Regions from separate parts of the Mus musculus genome. Here region 1 is linked to region 2. Evidence: chromatin contacts called from ENCODE Hi-C or POLR2A ChIA-PET data. All regions are on one chromosome and are shown on one strand. Each heading gives the region's core, a stretch centred on a gene start or an enhancer-like site at or near the end of the contact. The rest is flanking DNA. Distances are from core to core; before and after follow the strand shown. Region 1 overlaps Ccdc6 (coiled-coil domain containing 6). Region 2 holds the start of Ccdc6 (coiled-coil domain containing 6).

Region 1 (6,400 bases), core at 586-3,085, 35 kb before region 2:
CACATTCAGACAAGCGGCTAGCCCGCGCTTCAAGGAGCATCTCTTCTGTGCTTAAGGCAAACTCCATCTTAGAAATGCTTGACAAGTTAAAAATGTTCTAGTTTATGTGACAGTTAGGACAACATTCTCTACGGCAATCTAATTGCAAATTCGGTTCCCTAGGCCAGCTTTCAACAGCGCATCCGGGCCACAAAGTGACTGAAGGATGGTACGGAAACAAAATGGCCTGGGTCTCAGTTTGGGAAGCAGGGGTTCTGTGGACGTTGGAGAAAGGAGTCTTTCTTCCTCTTTATGCGCACACCCACCTATGCTATGTGTACCTGCCAGATAGAAGATTACTGCTTTACTTTCTAACAGAAGGATCTCCCCCCACCCCCACCCCCACCCCACACCCCCGCCACAACAGTCAAATTCCTTCCTTTACACAGCAAATGCTGGTGGCCTTTCCAGCTGGCAAGAAGCCAATCACACCCACCCTAACTATGCTACAATGTGAAACGCTGCCCAACCACGACTATGTCTGAGGTGTGAAGAGATAAGAAGGTGTTGCAAGATCCCCACCTGAGGGTTCCCCAGAACTACCCTATCTATCATCTTGCTCCCTAACCACACCCAAGATCTAAGCACCAGCGAGGCAATGCTATGAGCTGGCTGGCCCCTGCTCCCTTCGCTGATCTGCCTTCACCAGTTGCAGCTTCAGCCGAGCAAAGCTGATCCAAGAGCAAATACACTTATCAGAGTGCAGGAAACATCAACTCCTTCAAGAGAAGCCATACTGATGGCAGAAGGGCGAGCAACGGACAGTGATGGGGGCGATATCTATCTCCTTACGGCTGGACACGGTGGTCACTTCCAAAGCTTCTGTCATGCTGTTACAAAGACCATGCTGAAAACTGTATCCTGTACTGTCCCAACTCATCTATTTGGCCCTGGTTATTTATTCCCTTCAGCCCATCGCTGCATCCTGTGCTTGCTTTAAGTGTCTAGGAGCATGACAATTCAGAGAACTGACTTCCCTCTGACTTGTGCTTAAGAGACAGCTGGCTGGTGTTTGTTCTGTGGAGGTGTGATGCTCTTTCGCGCCTTCCCGAGGGAGAGGTAGGAAGACTATAAACCTTGCTCTTAAGGACTCATTTCCAGTGTGAAGGTTTTCTTCTGCTTGGACACCTGAGTACAGGAGCAAGACTACATTAACTCCTTGTGATCGTATGCTCTGTGTGTGTGTGTGTGTGTGTGTGTGTGTGTGTGTGTGTTCCACTGTAGTAGAGCATTCCAGATTTAGGGGTGGAAGGGTAACAAGAGAGGAGAAAGACCTCAATCTCTCCTGAAGGAGCCTCCTGGAAAGCTTGCTGCCCAGTGCAATGGGGATAAGGGTGGTCTTGAATCCTGTTAACTATAGTTCCCCAAAGACTGAAAACCAAGAATTACAGCCACTTGGCCAAGAACCCAGCCAAGCTGCCTGGCACTCTAGCCAGTCTCTCGGCCTTATCACACTTCCTGAGACTGTTCGTTCACAGCTGTCTGAAGGCTCTGCTGGGCCAATCCACCGGCAGCATTACCTTATCCATCCTGCTTGCTCAGAATTATTTTCCATATTCCATACCAGTTATGGGATGGAGTGGGTCCCTCCCAATAGATAGGTCAAAGTCCTAATTCCCAAGGACCAGTGAGTCCCGAGGGTGACCTTATTTGGAAATAAAGTCTCTTCAGATAAAGCTAAGATGAGGTCATGAGGGTGGGCCCTACAGTAACTCCCGATGTCCATAACAAGAGAAACCAGAAACACAAGGAGGGGTGGGGGTTGAGGGCAGCAGCACTGTAGCTAGAGATAGGAACTGAAGTGCTCCAGGCCAGGAAAACTCCTGGCTGGGAGGAACAGGAAGAATCAAGCAAGGATTCCCTGAAGACTAAGAAACCGCCCTGGCCAGTATCTGGCCACGGGACGACCAGTGTCCACATCTCAGTAGAGAGTGAAGATCTGTTGTAAACCCCAAGACTGGAGGATGCAAGTCTTACACTCCTTGGGAAAGTAGCTTACTCCTCAAACAACACTCGTGTGTATACACACACACACACACACACACACACACACACACACACACAAATCCTCTAAAGCACCTCACCTGTAAGGAGCTACGAAAACACATTTCCACATCCCTTATCCTTAATATTCCAAAGGAGCCTCCAGGCTTCATTCAAGATTTTTAAAAACACATTTATCTCTATTTCTGGAGGTTCTGTAGTAAACTGGGGAAGGTCTGTCTAGCTTTCAAAATTAGTAAGGACATGGGTTGCATCGTCTTAAGTGTTTCTTCATGAAGAAGGAATGTTCCCCAACTCACTGACTGGGACACTGCCTGCATCCAACACGATGCAGCTCCTGGCTTGCACGTCAGAAGGAAATAGAGAGGCAGCAGTTGCTGTATGTGTAGACACTCATTTCCTTACACATTTACCAGGCAAATGCAGCCAACGCATTAACCATGCCACAAGCACGGTAACCCAGTAAAAGGCCAGGAAGAGGCAGGACATTACACTTTTATTAGGAAGGTGACGAAGAGACATATTAGTGTCTGATGAAAATACGTCAGCTTGCCTCCTGTTCTCCAACCCAGGCAAACACAGGGAGCTACAGTCATTGAGACGTGTATTGGTGTGTGTGTGTGTGTGTGTGTGTGTGTGTGTGTGTGTGTGGCCACGTGTGGAGTTGTGTATGTGGGTGTAAGTGACACTGGGTGTCTTTCCTGATCACCCTATCGGACATGCTGAAGCTAGGTATCTCACTTGAACCCAGAGCTCACTAATTCAGACAGTCTAGACAGCCGGGACACTCCCTCTGCCACCACATACAAGCACATGTCCCCCTGAAACTGACAAGACTCTGGGATCTGAACTCTCTGCTCTACGCACTGAGGCAAGTCCTGAGCTATCCTGTTTGGACACTTTTTAATGCATTTTGAAAGACTTCGTTTACAAAAGTGACCCATGGCTTAAGCAGTACATAGATGGACATCGAGTGTTCATGGAAATGTCATCCACCGGCAGCTACACAGCCTGTCTGTCCATCAGCAACCGGATACCAGCTGCAAGGGGAATGGTCAAAGTTAGGGTTGCTGATCGATCAACCTAGCTTCTCCGGGTGGGGCCGGTGCCTCCAGAAACCTCAGAGTGGAGAAGCAAAACAGAGAAGAGGCCAGAGTGTCACAAAGAGAGCCTGGAGCTACATGGCTAACTGAGAGGAAGAAAGGAGCCAGCAGCAAGGAATCCCAGTGGCCTCTAGAAATCAGACAGATGCTAGACCAGTGGTTCTCAATCTGTGGTCAGAACCCCTTTGGGGGTGGCATATCAGATATCCTGCCTATCAGATATTTGCATTATAATTCTTTTTCCCCCTTTCCTTCTCCCTCTTGTTCCAGTCCCCGCTTACTCTGGCCCATAATGTTTTTGTTGTTGTTGTTGTTGTTGTTGTTGTTGTTGTTACTCATTACAGATGGTTGTGAGTCACCATGTGGTTGCTGGGATTTGAACTCATGACCTCCAGAAGAGCAGTCAGTGCTTTTAACCGCTGAGCTATCTCACCAGCCCCTACCTTGTAATTCTTAACAGTAGCAAATTACAGTTATAAAGACGGCTGGGGCTCTGTACAGCATGAGGAACTGTAGTAAAGGGTCACCGCACTGCGGAGGTTGAAAACCACTGCTCTAGAAGCTGTGGAAATCAAGCCTGCCACACTCTGCTGTCTGGCCAGTGGCACCCACACTGGACTTTCCTGACAGAACTTTAAGATGGTAAATCTATACAGTATTAAGCCACTACATTTGTGGGACTCTGCTAAGGCATCAAGAAGGAATCGATGCAGACACCAGGGAAATGATAGCAATCCTGATCATAGAGTGAGGTCACTGTAATTAAGAACAAACGAAAACCTGTCAACAGTGTTCAGACCACTGATGTTCAGCAGGGGAAAGGCAGTCTGGCGAACATGGCAGGACCTCAACTCCTTACTGAAGATATTTGGGGTCATCCCTCAGGTACGCTATAAGACACTGGAACACAGAAATCAGGTCTGAGGTGCTTCCATGGAGTGTACTGTTGACCAGTCTTCGGTAAACCTGCAGTGTGCATTCATCAATAAGAGAGGCCATGTTTGAAGCCTTGGAGAGAGTAAGGTGCTTAGTTGAGGCACCAAGACTCAAACCCGGACAAAGAAGCAGGTATCTGTCTGTAATCTCCATACTCATCCGAGATGGGAAGTGCAGAAAAAACAGACTCTGTGGAAGCTCTCAGACCGGCTGGCCTGATACAGGCAGACACAGATGGGGGCTAGGAGGCAAGGAAACACACCTGCCCTGGGGTCAGATCTCGTGTTCATTGTGGCACGTGCGCAACTGCATAGACATAAACACACACATCCTATACATGAAAAGACATCATACAGACTGACTGATGGGTTGATAAACAGACGGAAAGTGGACAGGCAGACAAGATAGATCCAGTGATTCTAGACAGATGGACAGGCAGACAAAATAGATGGGAGTGATTCTAGATAGATGGACAGGCAGACAAGATAGATCTAGTGATTCTAGATGGATGAACAGGCAGATAAGATAGATCGAGTGATTCTACATGCGTTTTTTAAAAGACAGTCTGGTAGAGATCTGCTTGCCCAAAAGAACTATGACAAGGCTCCCCAGGACTGGGTCAGGAGATATGAATCGGATGAATAAACTTTCCGAGTGGGAAAGATCGTACAGAGGCATGGCCACGGGAGCTTCCGAGACAACATCTTCCTACTTCGGAAGTTTTACCACACACTGGGATTACATTTTCAAGTTTTCTGTGGAAAGCAGTCCCAGGTCCAACCTTGTGTCTCTCGGGGAACCAACACTGGTTAGAGACTCTCTGTAACATCACATGGTGTGAATAAATGTCTGCCACTGCCCCCTGTGCTTCGCAGCTCTGCTATCTCTGGTGTGTGGTTTTCTGAAACACGGGATCATGTTAGGGCAACCCCCCCCCCCTGTTTCTAATCTCCTGTTTCAGACTGACTCGGTGGTACTCAACTACCACCAACAGCTACCACGCAGCAGGAAGAAATGTGTTCCCTAACATGCAAAGGGCCCTGTTAGACTGAAGAAACTTCAGCTTGCACACACCTGCCTAAACAGAGGAGTCAGTTCTGCATGCGGGAAAACGTGATTTTAAAATTCCCCAAGAAGCAGTGCGGCCCACATCGCCAAGCATGTGGACAAGACTGTGATGGCAGCCTCCTTCCTGCAGGGGACACAAAGCAGAACTCAGTGCATTAGGAAAAAAAAAAAAAAAAAAAAACAAGAGGGGGAAGATCCAATGAGGGTGGCAGGGGAGGGGTGTTAAGGAGGAGGAGAGGGGAGATGGAAGCGGATAGGCTCAAAGCAACCACAAGTCAGAGCCATCAAAAAATACATCCCCACTATCTCCCAACCCACTCCCCACCACTCTGGCATCTTGAAAGGACTCTAAGTTCTTTGCAGCGAGTCCCGCCAAACTTAAAGATGACCGCCATGTGACATAAACTTTATCTGTTAGTTAAAGGAAGAGAAAACTAAAGCTACCCAAAATAACCTTGGCTTCTAATCTGTACAGCAAAAAGGAGCCAGACGCTGTATGTATAATTTATACATAAAAATCTTAAATAAAAAAATGTTACCAGAATGGGCTGGGCAGAGTGCTCACCTCATCGGTGGCGCTGAGTTTGATCCCCAGAACAGTGATAACAATTTTTTTTAATATTTTCTCAGCAGTAAGAATGTCCTCTTTAATATCCGACCTAAGAAAGCCTATCTGCAATAAGTAGACAGCTCACCATGCCATGAACTGCATCTCCTGATGATGAGATTTTAAAAATAAACACCAAAGGGTAGAAAGCATGGGTCCCCATCTTAGCCCTAACAGCAAACAGAATCAAACAAGCACTGGCTCCCAAAAGCTTTCACTGCCCCCTCCCCACCCCAGAAGAGTCGGGAACAGGAGGATGCCTGCTACCATCAGCATGGTACAGAATGTCCCAGCTGAGGCAATCAAAAAAAAAAAAAAAAAAAAAAGCAAACAGTAAGGCCTTCTGAAGGTAGGGTTAGGGCCCAAGGTCAGTCTGGAAGTGGGTCGTGGCAGAAAGCTAGAGCTGGGCTTCCTTTGGTCATGGTACGTCTGGGGTACAGTTGTGGGGGAGGGGACCCAAGAATCCCATTCTATTTAAAAACAAAACAAACAAACAAAAACCGGTGTCTATGGAAAGGAACAAGAAGTCGCTGTGGGGCTCTGTAGAGCCCCACTACATAATCCCGAGAAACTGAGTCTGCACACCAGAACCCGTGTAAAAAAGCCAGGTCAGTGTGGGGACTGCACAGAGGTGGAGACAAGC
Region 2 (6,418 bases), core at 1,538-4,037:
ACCCTTGTCAGAGTCTTCCCAGTCAGGTGTGTCAGGCAGCGCACGGCTGGACGCTGGAGTGGACTCTCCTGGCTTAAGCCAATTCAGAGGGGGGACCCTGCCCCCAAATCTACATCTCAGGTGAACAGCTACATCTCAGGTGAACAGCCTCCTCAATCTCTTTCCTGCCCCTGACAATTAGCCCCTTAAACCCCTGCCAAGAGTGAGGTACTCAGGTGGGCCATGTGCTCTTTTATCTCCTTGAATACATTAGGGGAGAGAGAGAGAGAGAGAGAGAGAGAGAGAGAGAGAGAGAGAGGGAGAGGGAGAGGGAGAGGGAGACGGAGAGAGGGAGAGAGGGAGAGAGGGAGAGAGAAAGAAAGAAAACGAACTTTGAGGCCTGCCCCACACTTGCAAGTGGTCAGCTTGAATGACTTAACAACTTTACTGGCTAGGACTACAGAACAACTTCCTAGCACCATGGCTCTGACTGTAAGTTAGTGGTCGGTCACTGAGAGTGAGAGCCAAAGAACCAAAGCTTCCCCCACCTCATCCACTGTTAAGTACTCAGGAGGTGTCTGGCTTTGCTTGCCACTGACGAACATGCTTGTCCCTGCAAGGCCAGTTTGTCCCTGCAAGGCCAGTGTGTCTGTGTACAAGTAACAGACCTGCTTATGGGTCAGCAGGTCAAACAGATAACCTTTCATTGTGTTTCCTGTCTCCACACAAACAGCAGCCTGACCTGCTGCTCGGGCAAACAAGAGGCCAGAGAGGTGGTACCCCCTCCTCCTGTAAGTTCTGCTCCCTTCCGTGGTTCCAGCTCTGCAAGCGACCAACGCTGTCCTTTACGGCACATTTTAAATAGCGTTCCTGTGCATCAGATTTTAAATAAACAACAACCTCCAACTGTCCTGTCCCTCTGTTCTTCAACAGCAACTCTGCAGAGTCCTTTCTTAGCCCAGAAAAGGCTTACATGGTTACCTCCACAAACGGCTTTCCTTTACTATCAAAAGGCCAATCCAGTAACTTGCTGCCTGGAGATGTACTCGCATAGAACGGGACTGGTTAAGAGCAAGTAAGATGCTTTTCTGCAAGACCAACTGCTATTTAGGTTGCAAATCACACTGCCTCTCTAGTGGAGACTGAGACCGGCTAGCTACACAAACCAAGGCAGCCATATAGAAGCCACAGGGCACACACACACACACATATCACTTTTTCTTGGCACAAGGGCAGCTTAAATTTGTCCCGTTCTCGTCTCCAGGATATGATCCCTGACCCACCACCAAATCTCTTTTTCTCCACTGGAAGGGTTTCATCTAATCAGCTGTGTGCAAGCGGCTCTGGCAATTTATCCTCCTTGATTCCTTGACATTTTCTTTCCGTGCTGCTGGCTGGGAAACTGTTTTGATCTGAATAGGGTTGTCTGTGGGGGATTCTGCATGTTAATGATGTAGAGTTGGCAAGGATGGGAGGTGAGAGCACAACGCGTACTTTTTCTAGTTACGTTTCGCCTCATCACCGCTACGGGGGCCTTTCCACTCGGCTACACCAGGAGGCTGATCTCAGACTAATCTTACCCTCTTCCAGGGGAGCCTCGAGGGGCCAGGTAGAAACAGAACAGATGGCCTGTGTTCCCGTCAAGTACCTAGACTCACAGGCAAGTACTCCTAAGACTCTCGAACCAATGAAGGAGACGCACGTACATCCTTGCTCAGCCAGGCAGTCCCAGCGGCCACCCTCCATCCTGGTTTCAAGCTCCAACCCTGTCCCAGCCAGCGCCAGACGTTACACTCCCCACTACTCTGTACCCGCCCACCCTCCGGGCCCAAAAGGACAGTGATTCCGAACGGGGTGCTGGTGTAGCCTCAGTGCCCGCCCTTCCCTTTCCATCCTGGCCAGAAAACTCCACTTCCCGGATTCCGGGCCACTCTCTCCCTCCCCCAGCGCCGGCGATCCAGCAAAGCGCCGTCCTCCTGCCAACTGGGGACCCAGCCCAGTGGCACACCCCGTCTCCCCAACTAACCCCTGGACAGACCCCAGCTTCGTCCACTCACGGGGGCTCCGGAGAGGGTGTCCCTCTATTCGGAGCCTTCAGGCACCCTAGGGTTGAGAAAGTCCCACCCCGCCCCCCCCCCAGCCACGCCGCCAGCCTCTAGCCCTGGCTCGGAGGGACCTCCACCCTAGGCGACGAGGGGACGTTGGGGAGTCTCCCTAGGCACCTCCAACACCTCAAGGGAGGGAGGGCGCTCGTGGCCCCAAGGCCCGCTCTCTGTGCCCGCAGGCCCGCAACCCCGCACGGGGGCGCGCACTCGGGGGTCCCCCCTGGTCCGCGGGGTGCACTCACGATGGTCACGCTGGCTTTGCGCAGGTCGCGGTTCTCCTCCTGCAGCGCCTTGCACTTGAGTTTGTAGGTCTCCAGCTCTATCTTGAGCACCTTGTTCTCCTGCTGCAGCGAGGCCAGGCGGTTGGTGAGCTCCTCCAGGCGGAACGGCGAGATGACAATGCCCCCCGACTTCCCGCCGCCGCCCCCGCCGCTGCCGCCCGAGGTCGCCGAGCAGGACGACTGCATGGCTGCCGGGCCGCCGCCCGCCGCGTCCGTGTCGCTCTCGCTCGCGCTGTCCGCCATGGCTGGGCGAGTGGGCGCGGGGAGCCGGGCGCCGAGGGCCGGGCGCGCGGCGAGTGGGCGCGCGGCGAGTGGGCGCGGGGCCGGGCGCGCGGCGGCGGCGGGGGAGCTGGGGAGCGGGGGAGCTCAGAGCGCGGCGCGGGCGGGCGGCAGGGCGCAGACGCGCGGCGGCGGCGGCGGAGAAAGAGAGGGCGCTTCCCGCGGCCGCGCGAGCTGCTCCGCCAGGGAACAGAGACCCCGCCCGGACTCGGGCAGTACTGCAGCGCCGGGACTCTGGCGCGCTCCGCGGGGCCGTCCCCGCAAAGCCCCAGCCCCAGCGCTCTCCTAGCAGCTGCACACAGACGCTCGAGCCCCCGCCGCCTCCCCGCGCACGTGCTCCCGCCCCGGAGGGTCCCCTGCGTCCCCGGGCCCCAGCCCCCCAACACACACACATACACCGCCGCGCCGCGCCGCCTCTTCCGGAGAAAGGCGGACCCCACGCAGCGCCAGCCCCGCAGGTGCCGGGACACGTGGGAGGGGCAGCCGGGCTCCTTGGGCCACCCCACCCTCCCACCCCCGCTCAGCTGGAGCCTGGCACCTTGGATCGGCGCCGGCGCGCGTGGATCTCCCCCAGGGTGCCCCGTGCAGACCGCGCTTGGGGCTGGGAACAGAAAGTTGCACTGCAGTGGGTCGAAAAAGAAGAGTATCTGTGTGTCTGTCTGTGTGTCTGTGTATCTATTTCTCTCCCTCTCTGTGTGTCTGTCTGTGTTGTGGCATGTCGGCAGCCACAGGTTAGCCTAGCTTGCCACAAGGCCCCGGTGCGTCCAGTTGTTTGAACCAGGCGCCACCCACCTTTTTCTCTTTACCTCCTGCAAAGACTCTGCACCGGTCACGGGGATAGGATTAAGAAACCAAGATTTGTCTAGTTAAAGAAACGGGAGCTTTATTTAATTTTTTTTTTTTTTTAATCTCAGAAGGGTTGAAACAAACTTCAAGTACCAATTTTCCAAAGTAACTGCAGGCACAATGCTAAACAAATAACCACGATTAAGTGAGGGGAACTGTATAACCATTATTATCCGCTGCTCTCCAACTCCTACAAAACTCCAGGAGCTAAAAAATAAAACCGTAATTACTACTGTAGAGAGCCCAGCTTCAAAGAATCAGAAATTCAAATACTGTTAGGCCCCTCCCTCTTAGGAGAGCTTGCTTGTAGGAAACAGGCCTAGCAGGTGAGAAGGGTCTAAACACTTCACCTCCTGATACAAAACAGCTTTCGTTTCTGGGGGAAAAAATGGAAAGTGAAACTAACCAGGCGGGCTTTATTATCCAAGTTTAGTCGACGGAAGAACAAACTCATGGAAACAAAATGCAAAATAAAGGGGTGCGGGATGAAAAGTGTTTTCTGGCTGTCAACTGTTTTATAGTTTTATAAAGCGCTTAGCCATGACTACATGGCTTTCCTGGCTCATAACCTTGTCTTTAAACCAAATTGGATCCAGTGGTTAGACATGTTTCGTCCCCACTGCTAAATAGGAACTGGTCTCACCTCGGAATAACTCTTAACCTGCCAGGGGTGAAACCTTGACCTCAGGTTTACCAAGATGGCTGCCTCTAGTCAACAACCCAGACATGCTAACTTCGGTGAGCCCTCCCACCCCCCAAGACGTCTCCTAGGTAGGCTTGAGTTTAGAGCTAGGAACACAGTCGGTGAAGCAAAATGTAACAATAAAAGTTAAAAATCCAGGGGAGTGCAGGAGAGCCTTTGGCTTTGCTCTCCAGCAGCAGAGCACCAGTGTAAATAATCCTCTGCTGAGGGAGCCACTTTGTCACTGAAGTTTACTTGGCTCCTTGACTTTTGCCATGTTGGGTCTGGGACAGGAGACACTCGGCTCCTTCGGTTACAGGACGCTTCTGGAAAAGCAGCTCGCGGGGTGAGATGGATGGGGTAAGGGGAGCACTGCCCGGGACTGGGGTTTAACTGCATTCTTTCCGCTTTATTCAGGGCAGTCTGGGGTGGGCGTGGCTTCCATACTTCACAAGTTTCTATTGTTCTTTTCTCACCCCACCTCCAGATTGCGGGGTTTGGAGGGCTTACAGCCCTTGGAGCATTCTCTCGGGAGTGAGGGGTGGGGACTAGCTCTCTCCGGTTTATCCCTAAAACTTACTGCCTTGGGAAGCCGACCTGCAGGCTTCCAGTCGGCAGAGGGGTGGAGTTTGAAGTGCCTGGTTTTCTTAAAGGGCCCGTGTCAGGCTAAGCTTGAGAACATCTTGGTCTTCCTTAGGGGAACTACAGTTTTGGCATGGTATCTGTAGTTAATCATCGGCTTGAGAAGATATTAGGAGAAAATTCTCATCTTCTCAAGCTTCCCTGCTGATACAGATGAGAATAAATTGGAGGATTCTTCTCCCCCATCCTGGTTTTTATTGTTACTGCAGAACAGAAGCTTACCTAATTTTCTACTTCTTGTAGAACTGATTCCCCTCATAAACAGACGATTTGTCACGACGCTGGTTCTGTAATAGCATTACAATGGAAACACCAGATACAAAACAGATCGGATCATTGTAAAAAACTCCTCAGCGTTCCAGGGGAAATGAATCAGAAGGTAGGTGGAAGGCTGAGTCCCCTGCAGGAAGAAGGGGCAAGGGAAGATGAGCGCCTCCCGTTGCAGAAATAATGAAATCACCATCACCCTGAGCTTAAGTCACCAGGTTTATGGATAAAGGAAAGGGTGCCTTGCAGTTGAGGCTCGAGGGGACATCTAAATCTTTGTTTCTCAAATACAAACATGTTGTATTTTTATGTGCTGGGTACCCTTTAAACCTAATGTTCTCAGTGCAAACATAAAAATAGTGGTGTAAATCCTAGTATATTTTTGTTGCTTAATTGTAATGATTGTGTATGTATGTCTCTCTTTCTATATATATGTGTGTGTGTATGTATGTATATATGTATGTATACACACACACAACATACACAAATACACATATGTATGTATATACACACACGGTGATCACCATACACCACTGGAGTCTTAAACAGGCTTGAGGTGAACCAGATGTAGGCTGGCCAGAGGTGGAAAGTATCCCATGAAGCAGTGCATTCAAGAAAGATAGTTCACACCATTTAGCCTGTGTCTGGCCCCTGGGTCTGGAAGGGGGATCTGGACATTGTCTACTTCAACCCTTGAGGCTAGAGAGGTTTGGGGTGTTTTTGTTTTTGTTTTGTTTCTGTCAGAGTGAGCTGTAGTGCACCTGCCTCTGTCCTGCCTGCTCCATGCCAACCAAAAACTGTCTCCAAACATTGCCAAGACTGCCTTCCCCCAACCCCACACCCACCACAAAAACAGCTGTTCTACTAGAGATAGAAGAAACCCAAAATGATAGAAGTGTTGCTGTAAAGGACTTCCTGCTAGATTTACTTAGGAGATATTAAGTCACACACGTGGAATTTAGCTTCTGGAGTACTGACTCCAAAATACCCCAGCTCTAAGTAGGGTGCTAACCAGGCTTGTTAGATAAGGAAAATTGAGCATGCTAGGATGTAAACATTTGTTCCCCAAGATTGACCTCCACTTAGTCTCCACTCCTATAACCGCAGGAGATAACCCTGGCTTACTAGCCATTAGGCCCATTCCCATTGCAAAGAGCATCCTCTGAGGGTCAGCTTAAGGGGTCAGCACAGGGCCACAGCCACCACGAAGCCCACTCTGCCATTGAGTCCCCTATGCTCATATCAGGAAAAGCTTAATTCTGCCAAGTGGGCAAGAAGACCCTAGGAAATGACTCTTGGAAAAGAACAACGTCGGTGTACTTAAGAAATAATACTGG

The links. Hi-C counts contacts between places; a loop is a spot of excess contacts on that map. ChIA-PET counts read pairs that join two places held with the same protein, here RNA polymerase II (POLR2A).
Region 1: a map of heart shows a loop between it and region 2 (2.7-fold over the local background). The contact joins the enhancer-like site here to the promoter of Ccdc6 in region 2. A Hi-C loop is called at or near these places in 9 of 37 maps with a recorded cell type or tissue (adrenal gland, gastrocnemius, heart and 1 more). POLR2A ChIA-PET finds 5 or more read pairs at or near these places in 4 of 5 experiments (Patski and embryonic stem cell).

Annotation. Positions count from the first base shown.
Region 1 is chr10:70,127,551-70,133,950 of GRCm38, reverse strand. All of the region lies in intron 1 of Ccdc6 (coiled-coil domain containing 6), which reads right to left. Among named protein-coding and RNA genes, the nearest start is that of Gm51771, 21 kb to the right of the region's middle. Within about 2 kb of position 1,835, at least 1 of the 3 ENCODE cell types and tissues checked has a DNase peak (open chromatin) inside an H3K27ac peak, as active enhancers do; it is heart, where a contact is called at or near this core.
Region 2 is chr10:70,093,490-70,099,907 of GRCm38, reverse strand. Ccdc6 (coiled-coil domain containing 6) reads right to left here and starts at 2,787. Exons shown (of 9, transcript NM_001111121.1): 1 at 2,327-2,787. The coding sequence starts at 2,608. It overlaps Gm51771 (a long non-coding RNA gene), which reads left to right. Exons shown (of 3, transcript XR_003948903.1): 3 at 5,058-6,418.